2 separate regions of the Homo sapiens genome follow, and region 2 is linked to region 1. Evidence: chromatin contacts called from ENCODE Hi-C or POLR2A ChIA-PET data. All regions are on one chromosome and are shown on one strand. Each heading gives the region's core, a stretch centred on a gene start or an enhancer-like site at or near the end of the contact. The rest is flanking DNA. Distances are from core to core; before and after follow the strand shown.

Region 1 (2,975 bases), core at 39-2,538:
GGCACAGTGGCTCACACCTGTAATCCCAGCACTTTGGGAGGCTGAGGTGGTTGGATCACCTGAGGTCAGGAGTTCGAGACCAGCTTGGCCAACATGGTGAAACCCTGTCTCTACTAAAAATACCAAAAAATTAGCCAGGCATGGTGGCGCATGCGTTTAATCGCAAGGGATTTGGGAGGCTGAGGCAGGAGAATCACTTGAACCTGGGAGGCAGAGGTTGCGGTGAGCCGATATCGTGCCATTGCATTCCAGCCTGGGCGATAAGAGCGAAACTCCATCTTAAAAAAAAAAAAAACAAAAAAACAAAACAAAACAAAAAAACACAATACTTGGAATACGTGGAAAAAAATCACAATACTTAGAATACCTAGAATACCTTCTGAAGGACCTGCCTGAGGCTGCTTTACAGTTAACTTAAAAAAAAAAGTAGAAGGAGTACACTCTAAAATAGTGATAAAAACTACAGTGAATTCATAAACTAGTAACATAGTTCTTACCATTATCAAGTATTATGTACTGTACATAATCATATGTGCTATACTTTCACATGACTGGCAGTGCAGGTTTGTTAACACCAGCATCACTCCAAACATGTGAGTAATGCTTGTGCTATGACCTTATGGTGGCTACTGTGCCACTAGGTGATAGACATTTTTCAGCTCCATTATCATCTTAGGGGGCCTCCCTCGTGTTTGCAGTCCATTGTAGACCAAAATGTCCTTATGTGGCACATGACTGTAGTTGCAATACAGGACAAGAAAGTTGCACAATAACTGGGCCTTAGTTCCTGATACTTAGTAGCTGGATGACTTTGAGCACTCTAAGGTTGTTTCCTAATAACGTAAAATAGGGAAGCTAATCGTGATCCGGTTGCCTCACAGGTTGTTGGGCCCTGGTCAACATATAAGTTACTGTGCCAAAAAATGAGTTGATATAATTTAAGACTGTGTTGAATCACAAACGTTAAGTTATTCTAACATTATTGTTTTTTAGAGGTTATGAAATGAAAGGGGGGGGGGCGAAAAACTTGGTCCGCATCAAGAACTGAATCATTTTACCACGCTGGGTGCTGGGTTATACTCTCCCCACCCAGCAGATCAAACTCCTAACCCAGCATGAAAGATAAACTACAACTCCCGGCAGGCCTTGCTTCCGAACTGCGTCTTATAACCTCGGCTCAGGCCCAGGCCCAGACCGCTCCCCGCCCCCGCCACCCATAAACTACATCTCCCAGGAGGCCCCACGGTGCCCGATTGTCCGCTTTTCGCCCGCCCCCTGCCTCCTCTTCACCCCGCGCCAGCAGCTCGGTGGCCGAGTCGGTCCCGCGGCCGGCGGATCGGGCGCGCGCGTCGGGGGTCGTCCGGCTGCCAGGCAGGGCGAGCACGCGCCGGGAGGCCTTGGAGGCGTAGGGGGCGGGGGTACGGCTCGCCTGCTCGCAAGATGGCGGACGAGGACGGGGAAGGGATTCATCCCTCAGCCCCTCACAGGAACGGAGGTGGCGGCGGCGGCGGGGGGTCTGGGCTCCACTGCGCCGGGAACGGCGGCGGGGGAGGCGGCGGCCCGCGGGTCGTGCGCATCGTCAAGTCCGAGTCCGGCTACGGCTTCAACGTGCGGGGCCAAGTGAGCGAGGGCGGGCAACTGCGGAGCATCAACGGGGAGCTGTACGCGCCGCTGCAGCATGTGAGCGCCGTGCTGCCCGGGGGGGCGGCCGATCGGGCCGGGGTGCGCAAGGGGGACCGCATCCTGGAGGTGTGAGTATCGGGGCTACCCGCCGCCCCATCCTCCCCGCGCCCCTCCTGCCCCTGCACTCCTCGCTACCCTTGTCACCCCCAGGCCGCACCTCCCCCGAGCTCCGAGCCGGCCTCCGGACCCCCGCCCCTCAGGCCTCCGCAGCCGGGCCCCTCCTTGTGGGCTGCCCTCCCACCACCCGCCCCGGGGCTTCTGCGACGCCGGTCTCCCACCCCGTCGTCTCCAGCTGATGCCCTTGCGCCCCCAGTGCTCCTCCCTGTGCCCCGATTACTCTGGGCTCTTCTCCGCCCCTTTGCCTTCCCGTTTGGCGTGCTGCATTCTGCTCCTCACTCCCCCTCGTCTTGCTCAGAAGGAACCTCATCTGCTCCTTACTGACGGCGTTTCGTTTTCTGATCCAGCCAGTACCGTGTCCCCCCCAAGTTCTCATCTTCAGCATCGCAGTTTCGTTCTCCACCACTCCCCTCCGCCCCCGTGGACTGCCCCTTCTGCCCTCCAGACCAAGTAGGCAGGACCTCTGGTCTGCTCCTACTTTTCCTCCGGAAACACCATCCCTCCCCGCTCGTCTCCTTTTTCTTTCCTTAGTTACCCTCTCCTCATGGTTACGCTGCCCCTAAATTTTTCCATCCCACCGTGTGCCCCTTTCCTCCCCTCCTTTTTGTATTTCTACTCCAAGAGTTTACCTTGCTTTCTGACCCTTGCATGCCTTTGGGGTGGGGGGCGTGGGATTTGACACCGTAGTTTCTCTTCTCGGTTGGCCCCGTATCACACCCTAATTTGGAATCTAGCGTCTCCATCAGCACACCCCTCTGAGAGCATCCCTTCCCTGGCCTCCTGCCTTCACTCCTGCTCTATACTCATGCCTCCTCCTAGTCAGGTTTATGGTAGACCCCTTGTAACTCCTCCTCCTTCAAAACTACTTCAAGCCCTTTTTGGGTCTTTGACCGCTTTGCTTTTTTAGGGCATGCCCGTCTCTGCTGCCTCTTCTACTCTATCCTCCTGTGATCCCACACTTGACTTTGTCCTAGTCTTTCCCTCCCCTAGGCTGCTTTTCCTTTCTTCTGTTTTTTAAGGCGCCTTCTGCTGCTGCAGCCCACCCTCTCTCCCCTGCTGCAGTCCCTCCCCCTTCATACGCCTCCCCCACCACATCCCTCCATGCTCTTGCGGGATGCTGCCTTGTCTTGCAATCTCTGTGCACACCGCCTCCATTACCCTAATCTAGGTGTTAC
Region 2 (3,323 bases), core at 17-2,516, 140 kb before region 1:
CCCAGGGGACAGGATAGAAGAGCCATAGAAAAAAAGGGAACTTGGCAGAATTGCCTTTGTATAACTTTCTTTCAGTAAAGAAAGTTATAGCTTTCTTTACTGAAATAATAGCTTTAAAGAGACAAATTATTCACAAATCATTAGTAGGAAATGTTGAGATGAGATGATAAGCAAGAAAGGTAATTAAAGTCTGTACTATTCTTAAAATGAAATACTGTCTAAGTATAGAGGAATAAATTAGATGACTTTTCAACCTTTCCAATCTAAGCATCCTTAAAAAGTTCCACTGTCTAGCACAGTGGTTTTTAAACATTTTTTGACAGCCACCCACAGTAAAAAGCATATTCTACATCTTGACTGGCTACACACAAACACACAGTACTTTTCATGATTCAGATTGTATGAAAGACTACTGATATTCACTATGTGATAGCTTTCTATTCTCTTTTATTACACCTCTTTTTTTTTTTTTTTTTTTTTTGAGACAGTGTCTTGCTCCGTTGCCCAAGCTGGAGTGCAGTGGCTTATAAAACATGGCTCACTGCAGCCTTGAACTCCTGGGCTCATGCAATCCTCCTGCCTCAGCCTCTGGAGTAGCTGGGACCACAGAAGTGCACCACCACACCCGGCTAGTTTTATTTTTATTTGTAGAGATGGGATCTCCCTATGTTGCCCAGTCTGGTCTCCAACCTGGGGCCTCAAGTGTTCCCCCTGCCTCGGCCTCCCAAAGTGCAGGGATTACAGCTTGGGCCACTGTGCCCAGCCCTTTCTTCCATCATTCCGTCCTCTCCTTCCTTCTTAATACTGCTTGTCAAACTGATTTTGCCACCCAGTTTGAAAAAGAAGGTCTAGAGGATTATCCCAATCATTAACTATTTCTGCAGGTTAGCTTACCTTTCCAGAATACAGAATAGAATTCAGCAAACTGCCTCAAAGAGCAGTTTCTAGATTTGACTTCTTCCTCTAGGGTTTATGAAGTCATCATACTGAAGTGACCTGGATTTCCCTATACGTGAACCTCATGACGTGGGAGCCCGGGGTAGGGAGGGACAGATAACATGAGAATCAATAGAAAGAACTGCAAGGTCTGAAGACAAGAACCATTTGTCTAGTGGAGTCTATTTTATATCCATTTTTTAAAAATCTCCATTTAAGATATTTAGCTTCAACGTGCACCTTGACCAATTAATCCAACAAACAAAACTCTGGCTTGGGGGCCCAGTTACTCACTTTCATGGAAAGAGACCTCTGTTTTTAGAACCAGGGATCTTGTGAGTCCCTCCCACGTCCCCAGCCCTTCTCTGGCCTCGGGTAACTTTTCCCTCCAGTTTGGTGGAAGGTTACATTAGAAGAAAATAGTCCCTACCGTCTAGAAAGTTTTCGGGGGGGGAAAAAAGGGCGTTGGACGTGCGGGTGGGTGGGTATACCGGGAGGGGACAGCTGGAGCCGCGAAGGCGCGGGGGCCCGCGGCGCGTGGGTGTGGAGGCCGCGGGGCGGCAGGAGGCACTGGGAAGCGGGGTGAAGAGCACCGAAGTCCAGAAAAGGGCAGTGTCCGCCCTGCGCTCCTCTGCTGGCGCCCGCAACCCGGGAGGGAGCGGCGAGGCTCCGAAGGGTGGGATTCGAGGTCTGAACCCTCGAGTGGGCTTGGGTTTTCAGGAGCCGCCTTTTCTTATTGATCATTTCTCTTTTGTCATCATAATCTCTTGGCCTCAGACTGAGTTAAGGGAGCCATAGTAGGAGTGCAGAAAATGAAGTGGAGGAAAAAAAAATGTGATATTTAAAATATAGTTTTTCCTACTTTCTTTTTCTCTCTCAAATTAATTTAGATGTAAATAACATTTTAACAGGGCCCAACATCAGGCTCCTAGGCTCTGGCTGCTGGTCTCACTTGACACCAGAATAAGATTTTGGTGTGCTAGTAATTTTGCCAAATGGAGGCCTACTCCCCAAAACATCACCGTGGTGCATGATGAACATTTCTGTAGGTGATGACGTGGAGTTTTTGTTTTACTTCATTCTAATACATGTCCCTGCTTCAAGTGGGTAAAATTATACCTAGCTCAGCCCAGGTTTAATTCAGATTATTTAAAAAATTTCAGTGGCAAGTAATTTACGAGCTTCTCTTTATTAAGATTTAGGAAATTTTGCTTTATTGCGCATGCATTTTAAGTATTTTTTTGCTGTGTTCCTAGTGTAGATAGAAAACAACCTGTCACTGTCTCCTAGTTGGCCCTGTCAACAAACATTTGAGAAGTGCTTAGATCAGAATGCTGTTGAGTACTACAAATTAAACAATCTGATGTACTTGTTAATTTCATTACAAACAGCAGTTAGGATTTCATATACATATAGTCTGTACCATGCTATATATCAGAAATCTTTGTAAATATAAACTCCTTAAATATAGGGACCCAGTTTTATTCTTCAGCGAAAGGGAGTTAATCTTTTGGTGTTGTGCATTTAGAAGGATCTCGGATGTAAGAGGCTCATTAAATGATAGCTGTTAGTATTATTTATCTTGGTATCTTCCAAAGGGCTTTGCACATGGCTAACACTAAGAAATATTGGTTGAATGAATGAAGGTGCCATGCCCATACTGTGATATACACAGAGAAAAGACCAGGATGGGGACACTAGCACAGTGATTTCATTTCATCAGTGAAGCTTTGTGTGGAAGTGTCCCTCCTGCAGCCCTTTTACCAGATGCAGGCTCCCTTGACCTTGGATTGTGGACCACTTAAAATTTTCAGGGGAAAAAGTGTGCCTAATTAGCTAGTAGGGCCTAACCTCTTGTCAAGATGGAACTTGAGAAGTTTGTCTAAGTATGGAAAAGCTAAGCTCACTTGACACAGATCACGGGAAGAAAGATTTCTGCATGTTATTCAAGTTATTCACGTCAAAAGCGATTAGGGGGCCCCAGCTTCCATTACATCATTCATTAGGAAAATGTGTGCTGGGAGCTCTGCAAATCACATGATTTGATGGAGGCATTGAGACTGGGTTTCTTGTGTGTCTGCCCTTGGCCATATTCAGTTTTTAGTATGTTTGGAAAAGGCTGAAGCAGAACATGAAGATCTAGTTTATTTTAATGCTGTCAGACAGCTAAATGGTGGAAACTTGTTGAAGAGATTTACTGAGCTGTTTCCTTAGATTGAAGACTTTAGAGAATTAATTAACAGGGTTCTGAGAGATACAACATGCCAGACCCCTACTGACTCTAAGAGTGTACTTTCTTACTGATATGATGTGATAGCTGAGCACAGTATATGTGAAACTGCTGGGGAGTAATACAAGAGCAGTGCTGATGTGTTCTAAGACATGCA

The links. A loop is a pair of places that touch in the nucleus more often than their neighbours do. ChIA-PET counts read pairs that join two places held with the same protein, here RNA polymerase II (POLR2A). Pooled maps may share reads with other maps.
Region 2: a loop to region 1 is called in a pooled map of posterior vena cava, with 22 times the contacts of the local background. The contact joins the enhancer-like site here to the promoter of SNX27 in region 1. A Hi-C loop is called at or near these places in 8 of 50 pooled maps. POLR2A ChIA-PET finds 5 or more read pairs at or near these places in 3 of 52 experiments (H1, HepG2 and MCF 10A).

Annotation. Positions count from the first base shown.
Region 1 is chr1:151,610,762-151,613,736 of GRCh38, forward strand. SNX27 (sorting nexin 27) reads left to right here and starts at 1,289. Exons shown (of 12, transcript NM_001330723.2): 1 at 1,289-1,751. The coding sequence starts at 1,441. It overlaps LOC124904420 (a long non-coding RNA gene), which reads right to left and starts at 2,607. Exons shown (of 2, transcript XR_007066622.1): 1 at 2,430-2,607; 2 at 1-1,638. RefSeq lists an enhancer at 1,065-1,164 and a silencer at 1,205-1,644.
Region 2 is chr1:151,472,030-151,475,352 of GRCh38, forward strand. No RefSeq gene overlaps it. Among named protein-coding and RNA genes, the nearest start is that of POGZ, 14 kb to the left of the region's middle. Within about 2 kb of position 1,267, at least 26 of the 41 ENCODE cell types and tissues checked have a DNase peak (open chromatin) inside an H3K27ac peak, as active enhancers do.